Regions from separate parts of the Homo sapiens genome. Here region 2 is linked to region 1. A link is a loop called in an ENCODE intact Hi-C map of the cell type or tissue named here. Cell type or tissue: heart left ventricle. All regions are shown on one strand. Links, peaks and the distances in the headings refer to the core of each region. The heading gives the core; the rest is flanking DNA. Region 1 overlaps SLC44A3 (solute carrier family 44 member 3). Region 2 overlaps CNN3 (calponin 3).

The links. A loop is a pair of places that touch in the nucleus more often than their neighbours do. Peaks named below come from ENCODE experiments on the same cell type or tissue, not always from the same donor. Only the 100,000 strongest peaks of a DNase experiment are listed, where the experiment ranks them.
Region 2: a loop joins it to region 1, with 2.2 times the contacts of the local background. A loop is called at or near these places in 86 of 110 quality-filtered maps.

What each region holds. Positions count from the first base shown.
Region 1 is chr1:94,848,532-94,858,402 of GRCh38, reverse strand. It overlaps SLC44A3 (solute carrier family 44 member 3), which reads right to left. Exons shown (of 15, transcript NM_001114106.3): 10 at 903-1,068. Among named protein-coding and RNA genes, the nearest start is that of SLC44A3, 33 kb to the right of the region's middle. In heart left ventricle, for the core only: CTCF peaks have their summits at 3,838 (motif pointing left) and 5,458 (motif pointing left); DNase peaks (open chromatin) are centred at 3,242 and 3,792; H3K4me3 peaks cover 748 bases; H3K27ac peaks cover 817 bases.
Region 2 is chr1:94,906,918-94,916,788 of GRCh38, reverse strand. The region is part of intron 1 of CNN3 (calponin 3); the gene reads left to right. Among named protein-coding and RNA genes, the nearest start is that of CNN3-DT, 15 kb to the left of the region's middle. RefSeq lists enhancers at 5,031-6,230, 5,429-6,365. In heart left ventricle, for the core only: no CTCF peak of the experiment used is centred there; a DNase peak (open chromatin) is centred at 4,320.

The DNA.
Region 1 (9,871 bases), core at 777-8,776:
GTCCTCAATTGCTTTCATGATGTGATAGGGATATAAGCAGAGAAGTGTGTAACTAATTCACTGGTTCTTAACTATAATATAAATTATATTTTGTAATTACATACAATTCCTTTAGGATTAATTTTTTTCCCCAAGCAAATGTTATCTGATTTTGCAGAGGACAAACTGAGGCTCACAGAATTTACTGAAGTATATTCAAAATAGACCAGTAATTTTTTTGTCTGAAGTCAATTAGGATGGATATTCATAGGGGAGTTCCACCCTTCCTTTTTTTAATATTAAAAGAATGGCAGCCAGGTGCGGTGGCTCACACCTGTAATCCCAGCACTTTGGGAGGCCGAGGCAGGCATATCACGAGGTCAAGAGATCAAGACCATCCTGGCCAACATGGTGAAACCCTGTCTCTACTAAAAATACAAAAATCAGCCGAGTGTGATGGCGCATGCCTTTAGTCCCAGCTACTTGGGAGGCTGAGGCAGAAGAATCGCTCGAACCCAGGAGGCGGAGCTTGCAGTGAGCCAAGATCGCGCCACTGCACTCCAGCCTGGATGACAGAGCAAGACTCCATCTCAAAAAAAAAAAAAAAAAAAAAAGGCTACTCCATAGGCAGAGCAGCCCCTTTTTATCTTTCAAGTCTAAGCAATATGATCTCTTTTCTGTTTGTCTTCTTTCTAAATTTTCTAGCTTAAAGTAAAAAGGTTGGAAATGTGACAGATTTAGGGTGTAATATTTCTTCTCACCACCAAATGAGAATACAGCCCAAATTTTAGCTTACTCTTTTATTCTTGCCAACTTCTTTTAAGGGGCTAGGTCAACATTCCCAAATATCTTTTGAGATATTAACATGAAGCACATAGATAAACCACATAGACAAACCAATAGAAAAAAAACACTGGACCTACCTGTTGAAATAACAAGTAACCACTGCCCCAGCTATAGTCATTTGCTGGCACGCAAGGATGAATTCACTAGTCCAGATGAGGCCAATTAAATGGTACGACCACATGTACCGAATGCCCGAAAGGGGCTTATATTCCACTTGGCCGCCTTCCATAACCTGGGCAGCTCCTAAAGTTTCAAACACAAACATGCTTTACACCAATGTTTTCCTAAGCATGAACCATGGTTCAACAAGCCATGTTTCTTTATGCTTGGCCTTTGGCATTACATAAAACAAATGCCAAAATCAAGTACCCACCATAATTTAAAATATACAAAAATCAAAATCAAAAACACACATTTAACTTCTAAATAACACCAACGGTGATAATTACAGTGACCATTGGTAGGCAATTTCCAAGACACCTGACATATGCTATAATACTCATCCCACTTTGTGGATGTGAAAACTGAGGTTTAGAAGAGGCAAGTAGGCTGGGTGTGGTGGCTCATGCCTGTAATCCCAGCACTTTTGGAGGCTGAGGTGGGCGGATCACCTGAGGTCAGGAGTTCAAGACCAGCCTGATCAACATGGTGAAAGTCCACCTCTACTAAAAATACAAAAATTAGCCAAGCATGGTCGCAGGCACCTGTAGTTCCAGCTATTCGGAAGGCTGAGACAGGAGAATCTCTTGAACCTGGGAGGCGAGGGTAGGAGTGAGCCGAGATCACGCCACTGCACTCCAGCCTGGGTGACAGAGCAAGATTCCAGTCTCCAAAAAAAAAGAAGAAGAAGAAGAGGCAAGTAACTTTTGTAAAGTCTCAGAGCTCAAAATTAGTAGAAGGAGAATATAAACCTAAACACATGGGACTCTAAAAATCCGTAGTTTTCCTACCATATGACTTTGTGATGCAAACCAAACTCAGCACGTTGATGAAACCACACAAAGCTTTTAGTATCACATTATAGAATCCTACTTCACCAAAAATTTAAACTTTATAAAAGAGACAAGGGTCTTTGTTATCTCAAAAGGATCTATTTCAGATTTCATTTCAAGAGCAAACTCTCTTAGCACATTTAAAATATCTACTGGGCCTCAGTGTTAACCTTCCCAGGTTCAGATCCCAGCTTTACCCCTTTGTGGGTAACCCTGGACAAGTTATTTGGCTTCCTGGAGTTTTAGATTCCTTATCTGGAATACCTGGAGGAGTTTTAGATTCCTTATCTAGAATACCTATTTCCTGGTGGTATTTTGAGCACGGAGTGAGAGTACTTGGAAAGTACTTGGTATAGTGCCCAACCCATAGACATATCGCGCCATAAGTGATAATGGTTTATTACTATCATTAAATTTCAGGAGCACAGTACTACTTTCAACTGAGGCCAGCAAGGTCACCGTAACAACTTTTTGCCATTCACGTGGCTATACCCTGCTTTCTTTTCTCTCCTCTAAAGAAGTCCTTGAATTAGCTCTGCTGGTAAATCCACTGGTAAATCCAAATTTACTCTGCTGGTAAATCCACTGGTAAATTCACTGGTAAATCCAAATCCCAGCTTTGTGGCTGCATATGATTTCTAGATCTTTTCCCACTATGGATTTTAAAACAACTACTACTGGGAAGAAGATGCATGCTCTGGTCTTTGGTGAAACCTATAGCTTGAAGAACATTTAGAGATTGTTTCATATTTCCTGCCATAGCTATAAATTGACTTTAGGCTCGTCATTCAGGAGTCCTTAGATATTCACAGTAGGGTCTGTGTGAAGGAAAGGGGAGGATATCCGTGCTGTAGATCAAAAACTGATTCCACTGACTAAGGCTGATCTTAATTCCCAAGCTCTATGTTCTGCTGAACAAGAATTACATTGTAAGAAACAGTGGAACAGCTTGATTTATAGAGAGGTTAATGTTTTATGAATGCTGGGCTCACTTTGGCTTGGAGGCAATCTCTGTTTTGGGTAAGGCATGGATAAATGCCTATGGTTTTCTAAGATGGGGTGATTCAGGGCATGCTTCAGGAAACATTCCCAATTCCAGAGGAGGTGGCCCCTCCCAAACAGAATGCCTGTTAGGTAGATGAGGTCAGTGGACTCTGAGAACCACTCTGGAATATGAGAAGTGCTCTGAGCCAGGGAAGAAGTACCTGCTCCTCCTACAAGGCCCAGCAGTATCAGCGACAGATTATGCTTTTGCAAAACTAGGTTTACAATATCACGAATAGTTTGCGGGCGGAGAATATTTCCACAGAACAGGAAGGATGATTTCTTCAGACAGACAAAGGTAAGTATGTCCTACAGGACCTGGACGCTAATGGGGGCCAGACTCTCCTCTCAGCTGCCCTGTGCTGTCAAGTGCACATATACGCACACCTCCCAACCTGGCACAGTCAGCGGTGGGAGCAGCTGAAGTGATGAGTCAAGATCCGCTTAGACATTATTTGGCATTCCCCCAAAGAATGGCATTTGGCACTCCCCAAAGAAGCAGAACCTGCAAGTTATTTTTGAGTGATCACTATTGTTTCTGAACATCCTTATCAAAGCCATCTTCTATTTGTTCCTGGGGCTGTTTAGGACTTTCCTTTAGGGCAGGGTTTCTCACCGACATTGTGGACCAGATCTTCGCTGGGGCTGGGGCTGGGGCTGGGGCTGTCCTGCGCACTGGAGGGTGTTAGCAACAAGCCTCGCCTCTCTACACAGATGCCAGGAAGCTCTCCCTCCCCTCCCACAGCCACGACAACCCAAAAATGTGTCCACACATTGCCAAATGCCATATCAGGGGCAAAAAGTCACCGGGGGGCGCGGGGGGCTTGAGAACCATTGGTTTAGACAAACGTTCAGGGGCGCTCTGGCTTCAGGGCGAAAGCCGGGAAACAGGTTGGATCTAGCTCGGAGTCTGCGGTTGCAGAGCCTGTGGGTGGGGTAGACGTGCTTAGGCACACATGACTGCCCTCTCCTGGATGGCTGTGTGAATGCAGGCAAGATCCCCTCATCACATGACAGTTGCTTTGTCTCTATGGACTGGGCACTACAGCTACTATCATGGGTAGCTAATGGGTGTTAATGGGAGGTAGACTATGGGTAGATCCCAAGATATGACAGATCTCAGGGGATGGTGGTGGGAAGAGCACTGAATTGTGAGAAGGCTTGGTTCCAGGCTCAGCTTTGAAATGTGTGACAAACAATGTGGGCCACAGCTCTCTGATGGTGAAGAAGAGAGTAGGCAAGATGAACTTGGGACAGTGATTACTGGCTTGGGCTTGAGAGTCACACAGGCTGAGAGTCACATCTCTGCACTGTCCCCTAAGCAACCTCCTGCAAATAGTGGGACTTTTTTTGAAATCTGCTTCATCACTTGAAATCGGAGAATGGTAATACCTACTTCTCACACCCTTGGTGATCTCGTCCTGTCTTGTGGCTTTTAGTGCAATACACATAGCTGTTATGAGTTAAGTATAATAAACAGGTAAGGCTCTTAGAATAGTAAGTGCAATAGGGTCAGCTACAGTGAGTGCCACACAGGGTTAGCTATAAATGAGATATAGGTAGATAGAATTCCAATTCTGAAATTAACTTAAACATTTATTGAGCATCTACTCCATGCTGGTATTATGCTGGACCTCAGCTATTAGGCGGAACAATAAATGAGGCAAAAAAAAAAAAAATCAGAGAGAGGATACCATCTGAGTTACTATCAGAAACTTACATGCTCCCATATTGGTCCATTTGTTTCCCCTTCTTCTGCCCAACTGTTTTATAAATTCCCCCTTCAACCTTCAAGAGCTTCCTTCCCATCCTCACTCTCAGCCCATGATCTTACCTCCTGTTTCACTGAGAAAACTGATGCAATCAGAAAACCTCTGCTAGTGCTGACCACCTCACACCTAACCTGCTATCAACACGGGTCCATAATCTGAGTCCTCTCCCAGAACATGATATTAATAAATGGCCCATGATCCTATGGCCACACTTCACCAGATCCCATTCTTTCTAACCTGTGTGAACATAACTCTTCAATAATTTTCACCCTCTTCATCAAAATCTTTCTCTCTATTGAATCATTCGCAACTATCTCCCATCTTTAAGAAAAATCTACTGTGGACTCTTTCCTCTTCCAGCTTCCTCTCCATTTCTGTTCCTTTTAACAGTGAAATTCCTCAAGATTGTCTATACTTACTCTTTCCAATTCTTTTCCTCCCACTTTCTCTTCACCTACTCCAATCATGATTATTCAGTGGTCAATCCTCAGTTCTTCCTTTAGCGGCAGCACTTGCCACACTGGACCGCGCACATCTCTGTGAAACCCTTCACCTGCATTCCAGGGCCCCACACTCCACCCCTTCTCCTTCGACCCACTGGTCACTCCCTTTCAGTCTTCTCTGTTTGTTCTCCCTCATCTCCCGGGCATCCTGAAGTGCCTCAAAGCACAGTCCTTGGATTTCTTCCCTTCTCTATCTACATTCATTCTAATCTCATGGTTTTAAATACTATTAATATGTTCCCAAGTTCCTAAATGTGAATCCCAGCCAGGACCTCCTCCACTAACTTCAGACTCAGATAGCTAACTGCCTACTTGACATCTCCATCTGGTGGTCTAAAAGACATTTCAATTAAAGCAACTAAAAATTAATTTCTGATCTACCCCTAAAATGCTATACTCAAATTCTTGCCCCATATATCAGTTTATGGCAAAGTTATCTTCCAGTTGCTCAGGCCAAAATCCCTCAGAGTCTTCTCCAACTCCTCTTTCTTTCATGTAACCAGAAAATCCAATTTGCTCTACCTTCAAAATAGATGCAGAATCTAATATGTCATGCCACTTCCAACATTATGACCTATTCCAAGCCACCATCCTCTTCTTACTGAATCACTGCTATTAAAATGTAGTCAGGTCAAGATTTTATTCTGCTTAAAATCCTGTAAAGACTTCTTCCCAATTCAGGTTAGAAGCCAAAGTTCCTACAAAGGCCAGAAAGGCCCCAGGATCTGACTGTGTGCACCCTGACTCCCCTCTGAACCAAGCTCTCCCTCGCCCACTCCACTCTCGCTGAATAGGCTTCCCTTGCTGTGCCCTAGAACTCCAGCCTCTTGCCAGCCTCTGTGCCTGGGATGTTTCCCCTTGCTTTAGATGGTCTTATGGCTCTGCACTCACCTACTTCAAATCTTTCTGCATCATCACCTTCTCAGTGAGGCACCCCTGATCGTCAAATTTAAAATGACACCCTGCCCCCTCATGCATTTCCTATTTGTCCTTTCTGCTTAATTTTTCTCCATGCCACTTATCAACTTTTAAAGTACTATAACATTGACTGACTTACTTTATTTAAAGCCTGTCTCCTTCTACCCTCCAAATTGGAAGAAAAGCTGTATCTCCAGCATTTTTAATAGGGTCTGACACACAGTAAATATTCAATAAATATTTGTTGATTGAATGAATGAATGGATATATCTTCCTCAAGTAATATATTCTATTAAAGAGATTTGGAGACAATTTTCTAGAGATCTTCCTTGAGAGCATCAAAATAATCTGAAAGATATTCATAGTGCAGTTAGCTGTAAGTCTGGATATTATTAGCAAGCTTTAAAGCATTTCAAAAGACTAAGGTGATATAATGATTGTTATAGATGGCAGTTCCTTATGGAAGGCAGTCCAGCTGGTCAGGATAATTCCCCAAGGGAAGCAGGCCTAATTTGGAGGGGTTCTACTTTCCAGCACATTCTGTGCACTTGGCCTTGTCCAGCAAACTGGCCCAAGAGTCCTGCCAGCCCCAGCCTGCTGACATTCATCCTGCCTGTGTCTCCCACTGGCTTCAGCTTCGGCTCTGGCAGCATGAGGATTAGGAAAAAAGAGAGGAAAATCTCATTGACAGGCAGCCTGCAATATATGAGTTCTTCATGTATCCATCTCATTTCACAACCATGACACTGATGTGATGTTATTCCCTGGGTCAGCACCCCTAACTGAATCCATTCAGGTAGGGAACTGAGCTAAGAGACACAGAAAGAAAAAGGCATGGTCCTGGCCCTCACGTGTTCTTCCTCTTGTGGGATGACAATACATCTTGCTTTATTGTTCATAGCATTTATCACTAAGGGATGCATATTTCCTTATTCACTGCCTCTATGCCCACCCAGTAGAATGTCAGGCCTGGAGAGCAGAACTGCTGTCTTGTTCACTGCTGTATCTCAAGTACCCAGGGCATGTAGTGTGACTCCAGGGCTGACAGGGCAGGCATGAGATAAATAGTTGTTGAAAGAATGAAGAATATAAAATATGCAAGGAAAAAAATGGAGGAGAAATATCTAAGTATGGCTGAGAAATTTATAGGAGATTTTCCAAGAATAATAATACTCAAACCAATCTTGAAGAATGACTAGTTTGGGGAAGCAGTTTAGGGGGAGAGTTGGGGTGAGAGTTGGGCAGGGGAGGGGATTCTAGAGGAAGATCCCAGCAGGAGCAAAGGTATGGGGATGTGCATGGAGACTGCTTTCCTTTGCACCTTCCCAAAGGGACCAGGAACTTCTGAAATGCAGGAGCTGTTTCAACTCTCTCCCGTGCAACCTCCCTTTACTCTTTTCCTAGAACAAGACTGGGCCACTAGCAGGCTTTTGCAAAATAACTTCAATTATCTTCTAGATCTCTGAAAACTTAAAAAAAAGACAATTTTCTTCTAAATTGTGTTATTGAATGTGCCAGAGAAAGCAAAGAATAAACTACAGAGCTGAAGGTACTAGATGTTCCTTGGTCAACATTAATTCCTAACATAAAAAATACATATGGTCCCTTATTTGCAAAGCAAAGCTCTTGTCTCATCTCAGCCTCCTAACATCCTTGTGAGGCAACCTTACATCAGTTTTCCATTGCAAAAATGGCAAAAAGGAAGCAGAGGCAGAGCCAGCCTGGGTTCCAGGTCATTTGATGGGAAACCTATGGAAAACTCTCTGTCTGACCCTGCTGCCTCCTTTCCAAGCTCACCCCTTTGTGTATCCCAAGTACACGGTGTATGCTGTGTGCAGTCCTGTGATTAAATCTTCTAACTGCAGCACAGACCTCGCGGGAAGTCCACTCCCTGCCAAAATCCAATATGGTTCTCTTCTATTGTACAGACTCTGGAGCTTCCAGACCACCTTAATGAACACTGGAGGTGACCAGGTCATCTGAGCTCTTTCCAACCTACCAGATTACCAAGGTTACCACAGTTTTCACTTTTTCCTATTGGATTTTAGTAATTACTGTCTTATTGCTGGTACCAGACAAATCCCAATGGACTACTAAATGTCATTGTTGGGTGGTGCAAGATGGGGGCTTGATATGACCTGCTGAAAAAAAATCCCCAAACAAGTCAGAATTTGTCAACTAGTCAAAAGAATGATTAACAGTCATTAGAAAAATAGCCCATCTGGGCAAAAATGATCAACCCAAGTTCACTCCTATTTTTTTTAATGCAGTAAAAAATAGTATTCATTCAACCATCTGACACAACTATTTGGGTGGCTCACGCCTATAATCCCAAAACCTTGGGAGGCCAAAGCAGGTGGATTGCTTGAGCCCAGGATTTCTAGACCAACCTGGGCAACACGGCAAAATCCTGTCTCTACAAAAAAATACAAAAATTAGCTAGGCATAGTGGCATGTGCAGCCCCAGCTACTGGGGAGGCTGAGATGGGAGGATCGCTTGAGCCCGGGAGGTTGATGCTACACTTGAGTCTGAGCAACAGATTGAGGCCCTGTCTCAAGAAAAACAAACAAACAAAAACCAACAAAAAACAAAACACAAAAACAAACAAACAACTATTTATGTACTGAGGACGCCCACACACAAAACTGGGCGCTAACTGAAGAGTGTGTCTGTCCCCGCTGAAGCTGCCTGTGGGACGTGGAATGAGACAATCGGGCACTGTGCAGCGGGCTCGCCACCCGATCACCTGGCGCCTCTTCATAAGAGGTGAAAGCGGCTCAGAGTCCCTCTCAAGTGTTAGCTGGGGCATCTTCTGAAGATCAAAAAGTGATTCAGCTGCTGATCTGCCCAGCCGCAGAGCCAGGCTCTCTGGCACTGGTGAAAAGGCCTCTGAGAACAAAGGGGACCCTGTGCACCTGGGTCGGCCACAGGCAGGTGGAAGGAGGGGACGGGTGATTTGGTTTCTATGATGCCTGACCCCAGCGGGGTGGGGAAGGGGGGTGGTGGCTCTGCGTAGCACCTTCTCTCCTGAGAAGCCTAAAATCGACCTGCTCATAGATGCCTCCCATAGGTCCGGGGCACCCAGTTTCCTTTCTGGCCCCTCTACTGTTCTCGCTGTTTGCTGCTTGCACTAACAGTGAATCGTCACACTTCACTGTGTGATCCTGAGAGGTGGCTGCAGAATGACACGCTACCTTCAGCCCTGAAGAATAACCTCCAGGTCTCTCTTGCAGTGGAGGCTACTAAGCCCTGGGCCCAACCTAGACCTAGTCAGGGGCACAGGCTGGCAGTTAAGGGGCACAGGCTGGCAGTTCATGCCCAAGTCAGCCTTGGGGCTTGCTCCTTTCTGACTTCACTGGCCTGGGCTCTTCCCTTGACCTCTGTGGCCAGGTCCTCTCCTTGTGCTGCCTTGACTTCTGCTGCATCCCCCTTTGCCTCTTTCTGTATTTTCTGACCTGGCGATTTCCAGCCTGCCCTCTAAGAAGCCCTCCCTGACTCACAGCATGGGTTACGGCCTTGTTCTGGTGTTCCCATAGCTCCCCAGATTTCTCTGATCATCACATCCATCAATCTTCACTGCGATCACACGTTTCATTGTTGGACCATCCTGCTTGACTATAAGTACTGAGGGCAGAGAGTCGACCTCAATCCTGTTCCCTACCTCTCCCTAGTGCCGTGCTCAGCGCCTCATCCCCACAGTGCCCACCAAATACTTCTGAATTAAATTAAAACCATCCCTGCTCCAAAACATCATGGGGTCTAGCCACAGACACAGTTCCCCTTATCCAGATTCACAGCCAACAAGGGGCCCCCTGG
Region 2 (9,871 bases), core at 782-8,781, 58 kb before region 1:
TGATCTCTGGTTGGCAGGGAAGAAAACTGAAGCAGAGGAAACTTTGTGCATGGTGGAAATGGGCTTCTAATTCAAGCATTCAGTTTCCAGAGCCCTTGCTCCTAACCATTTTAATCTGAGGCCAGAGCTCAGGGAGAATTGACATCTTTCAAGACGAGAGGGTACTGAGTCCAGAGAGGGCAGACCAGAGCAAGAAATCCCAGGATAAAGTCCTTTAACAAGAAGCTGGAGGAGGAGAGATTAGAGGGCCCTCCTGGAAAATACTAGGTGCTACAGAGAGGCCCAGAGGATGACTGGAGACAGGCCACTGGATTTGGCTACTGAGAAGTCACTGATGACCTGTTTTGTTTGAGACAGGATCGTCCTCTGTTCCCCACTCCCTGCAATCCCCCTCCCCTGTTTCCCCCCAGGCTGGAGTGCAGTGGCATGATCTTGGCTCACTGCAGCCTTGACCTCCTGGGCTCAAGCAATCCTCCTGCCTCAGCCTCCCGAGTAGCTGGGACTACAGGTGTGCACCACCATGCCTGGCTAATTTTTTGTATTTTTCGTAGAGACAGGGTTTTACCGTGTTGCCCAGGCTGCACTGGTGACCTTTTGAGAGATCGTCGGTAGAGCAAATTTCCAGGGGTTAGGAGAGAGTACTAAGGGAGGAAATGGGCAGGCTTGGCATGAAATAAATGACAAACAGGACAGTGTATGAGGCTGGCAGCAGGTTCAATTAAAAATTTGCCATTTCAGGGAAGACAGGGTAGCCTGTGCCCATTGATGGACCAAGTAAAGGCAACAGCCCAAAACAGATGGTGTGTGGGGGCAAAGCAGAAGGGCAGGAGGGTCAGTGGGAAGAGAAGGGGCCCAGCTCAGAAGGGGAAGGGAAGAGGACCATGAAAACGCAGCACTGATGTGGAGAAGTCCTCTTTTCATCTGAAATAGGGGTGTCACTTTGCTCCTGACCTTATTATGCTAGAGCCACTGATGTCCGATGGGGAAGAGAGCAGGAATAGGAAGAGATGGCCCAGGCTAAGCCCTCCCTGTGAGCGCACTGCTGATTGGGCTGCCCCTTTGGAGCTTGGGCACTGGTTCACTCTCCTCTTTCCATTGGCCCTTGATCTGGAAGGGATGGGAAGTTGGGTTTATTTTGTTAGAGCCTGGTTGTCTGTAGCAAGCCTTTACTGTATTATCTCCAAGAGACCTTTGTGTTGGGGCATAGCACTCTGATGGAAGATGTAATGCTTTCAGGGTAACTTATTTTCTCCCTCATCCATGCTCTCAGATTGCATTACAATTATGTAAAATATGGAGTTCACCTTTACTGTCGATGTGGAGGGTCCCCTGTGACTTCATCATAAGATCCTTGCAGACTTCGGGACTGGAAAGGGGAAACCATGTTCAGGCTGACTTTCTTTTAGAGGAACTCTGAATCTTGTAGTTGATTATGTCCCTCTTTGTCTTGGTGTTTAAGAAGCTTGGACTTCAGTTTGCATCCAGCCTATCTTTGGGTGGCATTTGTGTAGGATTTGGTGGCATGCAGGTGTTTGAGCCTTGCCTCTGACTTCATCTTTTTTTCACACATCCTCATTAAAAGCAAAATGAACCTAATGGCTTTTTACTTAGGGTCTCAGAAAGTACAAAATACCTTTGTATGGTATTTCATAAGGCACAGTATGAATATTTTTAAAAGGAGGAAATGGGACCAGCCTAGGCAACACAGGGAGACCCCATCTCTACAAAACATTTTTAAAAAGGTAGCTGTAGTGGCACATGCCTATAGTCCTAGCTACTCAGGAGGCTGAGGTGGGAGGATCGCTTGAGCCTGGGAGGTTGAGGCTTCAGTGAGCTATGATCATGCCACTGCACTCCAGCCTGGGTGACAGAGCAAGACTGTCTTGAAAAAAAAAAGAGAGAAAATGGGAAATTCTATCCTACTTTGTAATGGAAATGTCATATTTTCTCATTTTCATTGGGGAAAAAATGGTGCTCTTTTGCACAGTTAACATATCTGTAAGATTCCATCAGCATCTATCCCATGTTTAAAATTCGATTTCCTCTCTGTTCATAGCTGGTTGTGTAAAGCCACCTTTCTCAAATGGACAGACTCCATTGTAGTAAGCAAAAAAGCATTTGCAATCTGAGATCTAGACCTGGATCTAGACTCCAAGAGGAGTTCCAGATTTACTAAGGCTGACCCAAAGGGCTGAGATCCCATTTCTCCTTGGCCCACTTTCATGCCTTGTCCCAATAATAACCTTCAGTAAAGGAGCCGCGTGGTGTTTCGACTCAGTTTTGGGGTTGGCAGATGGGAGCATGGGGATGCGGGTGGTCAGTGATCTGTGAGATGAGGGTTCCCCAGGCTGGTTGAGACAAGTTCCTTCAGAACAATACAGCGAACTTTTGGGACAATGACGTTGAGGTGGATTTCATGCCTTCCTTGAGTCACAGTAGACTGAGGCTTGTCCTATGGAGCGGGCTTGCTGAAGAGTTGATGAGGAGTGAGTGTACATTCTGAAACTACAGAAAAGTTGCAAACAGGTCATGTGCCTTGTCGTTATGGAAAGATAAATGACAGTTCTTCAGTGTTACCCATGCTCCTGACTCAAGGGTTATTTTGGAGGCACCTAGAGGTCCTGCTGAAGAGACAGTGCTTGACAATCTGGAGAGTGGCAAAGAGCTGATACCTACAAATGCGGGAATGAGTTTGTTAGACTCTTAAATATTCTAGTGGTGAGACAAAGAAAACAAAAACTTGAGGAACATCTCTATTTTCACCTCTTTTTACCTGTGGGGCTTCAGCTAAGATCTCCTTTCAGCAAAATCTCTACAGATCTCTAAAATTCAAGACCCGGCTGGCCTTCTTCCCAGTGAGAGAATGTTCTCCAACAAGCTTTCTTGGAGGTCATCTCTTCCTGCCTGTGCTTCATTGGCACTCAAAACATGATATTTTTCCATGCCTGTTTGCTTCTAGTCCATCTCTCAGGAATTTCTCCATATATTTCCCTGGCCTGTCCTCTGTGTGTCACTCAGAATAAATCAACTCTCTCTTCTATATGACTTCCATCTAAATATTTAGATGGGAGCTAACCTGCCTCTCCTAAACTTCCAGGTCATATGTAGCCACTCCTGGCTAGCCAGTTTCTCATAATAGGCTATATATGGTTTTTCTAATCCCTTCCCCACCTAGTTTACTCCTTCTAGAAACTGATGTCAGCTTATCAGTGTCCCTTCAGAATGCATCACTCAGAATTGATCATAGTATTGCCACAGATGTGGTTTAACCTACCAGAGTACACTGGGATTGGTAACTGACTTCCTTTGATTACAAAGCTTTAGCTCCTCCTGTTTTAACCAACAGAATCACTTGGCCAGGTAGACAAGGTAACTCTGTGTAGAAGAAGGATTCTAATCCTTGCTTTGTCAAATTGACTTCTCCAGTCTATAAAGTATGGTGATGATCACTCTGGGAGGTTTTATGGCTCACATGAACTCCATGCGCACCCGTTTCTTATAAATAATGCTTTCCTTGGTTACCTCATGGGGCTGTTTTGATTTAAACAAATAAGCAATACTATTTTATGAAGAATTGTATAACTATGCAGACCAAGATAGTGTTGGCTTTTTAACTTACTCAACTCACTGAGTAAGTGTTACTAGTTCTAAAACTTTGGGGCAGGATTTGACATATATTTTGAATAAACTGTGTATTAACGTAAGAAAGATCCTTCTGATTCCCAGTTTCCTTAATAAGTATGCCAAGTAGTTTCCAAGTCATTAATGACCAAAACAGAAGAGAACACATCTAAATCCAAACATTGAGGTACACATCACCACGAGTTTCCTCTGCCATGACATAATCAGCACAGTGGGCATGGTGTTCCTTCTGACTGTACCCTCCTTCTAGGGTTACTAAACTGGACTTCAGGAGTGCGCTAGACATAAGGAACTTTTATGAGAAAGTAATGCAATTATATCCCTAGTGGGCCATCTAAGATTACCAGATTGGCAGATCAAGGAGATGTGACGCCCATAAAAGGCAGTGACATTCAAATGCAGATGCCTTTCCGAAACAAGATAGATCTTTAAATCTGAGGCATTTCCCTAGGCTGGTAATCCTGTCAGTGGGTGAAAAATCATGGATTGAGTGCCCACTATGTATCAGGCATGGGCATGAGGATTACTAAGATGAACAGGAGCCTGACCTCCCCTCAAGGAGGGGACATGGGCAGGTGTTCTTGGACATGCCTTGTGTGTCCATGCAGCCTTGGTGATGGCTGCCCTTCTCCCTGAGTGCTTGCTTGCACACTCTCTCCCCAAGAGTCCACTCTAGGAGGGCGCCTGCCGGGCTCTTCAGCCAGTAATAGATCCTTGCCCTCTGGGTGGGGATGGAGTGGGAGCAGGCTTCTCTCTAGGTTCTAGTTACTACCGTTTGCCAAGGCTTCTCTCACAGTGAGCTGCTTGATACCCACTTTTTTGTTACTTGTTATTTCTGAGTCTAGATTCTTCTGGGAATCCAGTGTCTATACTTGTTCGCTCCTTGTTTAGATTTGAACTTTCAAAAATCCACTATAAACTATATGTGTTCTAAGCTTTGCAGTCTAAAGGTCATTTTCTAGACAGAGAAGACAAAATTGACATTCTGTTAGCTCTGCATCTTTCTACCGTTTGTTATACTCTTTGCTTTAGGCACTGGACCAGCTCCTCTTTAATCATATATATAAAATTTTTTTTTTTGAGATGGAATTTCACTCTTGTTGCCCAAGCTGGAGTGCAATGGCATGATCTTGGCTCACTGCAACCTCCGCCTCCCAGGCTCAAGCGATTCTCCTGCCTCAGTAGCTGGGATTACAGGCGCTACAGATGTGTGCCACCACGCCCAGCTAATTTTTTTGTAGTAGAAACAGGGTTTCACCATGTTAGCGAAGTTGAGCTCAAACTCCTGACCTCAGGTGATCCATCTGCCTCGGCCTCCCAAAGTGCTGGGATTACTACAGGCATGAGCCACTGTGCCTGGCTTATTTATATTTTTTTTGAGACAGGGTCTCCCTCTGTTACTCAGGCTGGAGTGTAGTAGCACAGTCTCTGCTCACTGCAGCCTTGACCTCCCAGGCTCAAGTGATCCTCCCACCTCAGCCTCCCAAGTTGCTGGAACCACAGGTGTGTGCCATCATGCCCAGCTAATTTTTGTGGGTTTTGTAGAGACAGGGTCTCACTATGTTGCCCAGGCTAGTCTCAAAGGACTCAAGTGATCCTCCAGTGTTGGCCTCCCAAATTGCTGGTGTGAGCCACTGCACCCGTCCTAGTAATTTTTGAAGCTTTAATTTCTTGTCAGTCTCACAATATTTGTATATTGAGTCATAATGTTTTTGTATTTACCTGATTATAGACATTTGGAGGGGAAAAATTTGTGCTGGTTGGTGCCATATGCTGATACCTTGATCTGAAGACACAGTTGTACCTCTGAGAGGAGGACCTGGCTTTAAAATGCTCCTGGACTTTACTTCTGTTTACCTGAGGCGAGCATGATTTTCCACAGCTTTTAAATGTCTAGTTCCTCCGCATCAAATCTTTAGCACGTTCGTGCCATGGAATGAGTCTTAGATTCTGTGGTGACCTCAAGAAAAGCATGCATTCTATCTTGACATCACTGTCCCAAATGTAAAATGTTTTTCTCTAGAATTCCCACTCCCACCCCCCATAAGATACATGCCTGATTTTGTAAAATAGTTCCTTTGTCCTTTTTGTCAGCAACAATCTGAAAAAGAATAAGAATTCGGGATGCAAACACATTCTAAGCAGAGAGAAGAGCTTTAGCAAAGACAGAGAGGCAGGAACCAGCCTCAGGAAGAGTGGTAAAGGGAGTGGACAGTGGTGAAGGCTGGCATCCCAGGTGAGCCTGTCTGCAGTGGGGTTTTCTTTGCTATTGCAAACAATGGATTGAACAAGTTGCAGTGGGGTTTGGTTAATAGAATGCTCTGTACCTGGAGCTGATAAAATTGGAGGGCGTGCATGCTGTTGTGTGTCAGGTATTGCGGTGGGTTCCATTCCTATTGAACAGGCTTCATCCTCACAGTGGCCCTGGAAGGAAGGAGTCTACCCACAAGAAATGGGGTGACCTGGGTTCAGTTACTTGCCAAGGTCACACTGGAACTTGGGAACACAGGGTTTTGAAGTTTGACTTGAAAGCGTGTGATCTTCAGTAAATGTTTATAGGATTCATTGCGGAGAGACAGGGTAGATGAAAATGTTGAAACCTGTTCATTGTCCTTGCATGAGATACCAAGAATAGCAAGTGATAGTGAGAAGGAAGGAGAGGAGGAATCTTGATACTTGAGATGGAAATCTATTTGGTTCCTATTTTGGGACCATGTTAGCCCCCATTGTTCTCTCTTTATTTTAAACACCCTATTTTATATATATTTTTGTGAACTCTTTAATACACCGTATTTAATATTTGTCTCTTTCTGCTAGAATGTAAGCTTTTAGGACAGAGACTTTGCCTTTGAACTGTGCCTGATATGAACTAGCCATTTAGATGAAGGACAGAAAGAAGGATTAATGGAGAAAGAAGATGAAAGAAGAATCTAAGGAACACACGGAACACTTGAAAAACAGAAGCTAATGTTGAATACGAGTTTACTTAGAGAGTTTGGAGTAATGCAGGATTATCCTGGTGGCTCAAAACGGGGAGCCACAGCTGAAATTAGGGAGACTGTTGTAATCACTGGGGACAATAACCAGGAATTGTCTGCTTCCAGGTTTGAACAAGCTCTGTGATGATAATACATTGTGAGAAGGAATCCATGTGAAAAACAAGCAGTCTTCATTCTTCAGTAGATTCTGGAATGTCCTGGGTGTAATGGGGGCATCAGACAGTTCTTGTACATGAATGTCATCACTCTACCTCATGGCAGATGTGCCCCCATCTTTTTTTCAAATGGTACTTGAGCTGAATGCTCTCGGCGTACACCGAGAAGTACCATTCAACAGCGCAGGAATCGAGCTTTTGGGTCAGCTGTGGAGGTGCTTTTTGAAGCTAGGTCTCCCTTTACTCTTTCTCCCTTTCTGAGGGTTCTTAGGGGGAAGCTTCTCAAATTTCAGAGCCAGGGAGGGGCATGGCTGTTTCCCAGCAGCTGGTAGGCTTGTATCTGCTCTAGTGTCTGCCTTCACTGTTAGGACACATAGGCCCTCGGGGTTGTGTTTCTGAAGGTGGTCTTAGTCCAGAGCTCTTGGATATATGATTAATAGTGATATGTGATATGTGTGCCTGTGGGCTGGAAGAATAATTGGCTGAAGGATAGGCCCTTCCCTCTGGGAATGGAGTGTGATTTGTGGGGGGAGAGACTTGTACATTTTAGTGTTATCTCAGTGTTTCTTAACCTTGTTTTCATGATCACCTTCTCCAAGAGTTGTTTTAGACATTGTTCCTAGTTACCTCCTATCCCTTGCTAGATTTAGTACAAAGGAATAAGATTTTGTTGGGTAGAGTTGAGCTTTGGAGGGTCCCAAGTTTTTGTATTGTCTTAAGATTTTTTTCACCATTGGTAGAAACCACCACAAGAAACACTTTTCACCTCTTTGGGACACCACCACCCCTGTTGAGAATGCATGCGCTACATACTTGTATATCATTTATTTGTTTATTTTTGTTTTAAAGACAGAGTCTCACTTTGCCACCCAGGCTGTAGTGCAGTGACATGATTATCAGTCACTGCAACCTGGAACTCCTGGCTTCAAGCAATCCTCCTGCCTTGGCCTCCCAAAGTGCTAGGATTACAGGCATGAGCCACCCACCTGGCCTATTTTTTTTTTTTTTTTTTTAAAGAGACGGGCTCCCTATATTGCCCTGGCTGGTCTCGAACTCCTGGGCTCAAGGATTCCTCCTGCCTCAGCCTCCCAAAGTTGCAGGATTACAGGCCTGAGCCACCATGCCTGGCCCAGCCTAATTTTTTTAAAAAAATTATTATTTTGGAATTGGCTGGGCGTAATCCCAGCACTTTGGGAGGCTGAGGTGGGCGGATCACCTGAAGTCAGGAGTTCAAGACCAGCCTGACCAACATGGCGAAACCCCATCTCTACTAAAAATACAAAAATTAGCTGGGTGTGGTGGTGGGCACCTGTAATCCCAACTACTCAGGAGGTTGAGGCAGGAGAATCGCTTGAACCCGGGAGGTGGAGGTTGCAGTGGGCCAAGATCACGCTATGGCACTCCAGCTTGGGTGACAGAGCGAGACTCCGTCTCAAAAAAACAAACAAACAACAACAAAAAACCAATTATTATTTTAGAATTACAAAAGAAAGTGAGGGCTAAAGAAAGGTCATGAAACAAGAAAGGACTGATCTGCATTTGAACTGAAGGGTGACTCCACACTGGTGCTCTTAGCTGTCCTGAGGAGAGAGCCAAGGGAAGCTCTAAGGGCTGAAGCCGCCACCACGACCACAACAGGATGAGCCCTGGACCCAGGCACAGGAACATGAAGAGGAGCAGGTGAAGCTGTCGGAGGAGCGAGAGCAGAGCAGGCCAATCGCTGAATGTAGGGAGGAGGATCAGCTGTATCCTATGCCCTAGGAGGCTTTTTTCTTGGTCTTCATTATCTTCACATGTTGATTGTATCTGGCTAGAGGGATGTTGGAGAGTTTCGGGGAGGAGTCTCCAGCAGGTGTGCCTAGACAGTATTCTCCTCGGTCTCTGGATCATTTGTAAGTGCTCCTTGATGCAAAGAAGGCTGTCAGGCACTGCTTGGAGAATGTGTGCGTGTTTAAGAAAGGAAGGTGGGCATATAAAGAGAGGGGCTGCTGTGGATTTGAAAGAGCCAGGCAGAAAGTCTGCGAAAGCAGCTTGGGAAGGCCAAGAAAATAAATCTTGAAGAAGAATAAAGAAAAGGATGTTTATCAACAACTTGGAAGAGTAATTTTTATTTTATTTTTATTTCTTATTTTTGAGACGGAGTCTTGCTCTGTTGCCCAGGCTGCAGTGCAGTGGCACCATCTCAGCTCACTGCAAGCCCCGCCTCCCGGGTTCACACCATTCTCCTGCCTCAGCCTCCCAAGTAGCTGGGACTACAGGCGCCCGCCACCACACCCGTCTAATTTTTTGTATTTTTAGCAGAGACAGGGTTTCACCGTGTTAGCCAGGATGGTCTTGATCTCCTGACCTCACGATCTGCCCACCTTGGCCTCCCAGAATGCTGGGATTACAGGCGTGAGCCACTGCGCCCTGTCAGGAAGAGTAATTTTTAAGTAAATTAGAGTGAAATTTCCATGAAGTATTAATGAGGTAAGTTTAAGCAATTATTTTAAGCTAACTTTCTTTTGTTGAGAGAAAGAAAATGTCAGCGTTTTTCTGCCAGATGTTGAGAAATTAAAGCTTTTTAGATGAAGATAGTAAATCATTTTTATTGGCCAAAGATTACTTTTTTAAATTGCTCTCAGTTCCTTGATTTTAAAAGATAATGCTGTTTAGCTGGCCTGACTGCATAAAGCTCACTTACTAGAAAAATATTCGAAGTATTTGGATAGGAGAATCCTGTTGCTCCTTTACTTAAAGGAAACCCTTAGCCCACACCAACAGTTATTTGATGTGGCTGCATTCCTAGTCTTAATTTTTAATTGATCATATGGGGCTTTGAGTTTTGCATGCTTGTACATACGAATTTCTTCTGTGCACGTGGTCATATGGTAAGTCTCAAGGACAGCATCACCTGTCCAGAGCTCCCCCCCACAACCACTCATTGGTAGAGCCAGGATTTGAACTGAGGTCCATCTGACTCCAGTGCTTGATTTTTCTATCTCATCACTTCCTTGACAAGAACTGTCAACAGAGAAGGTGAAAACTTCTTACTGGGATCTACTAGGATATTTCAAGTTAGGTCTGTAGTCACTT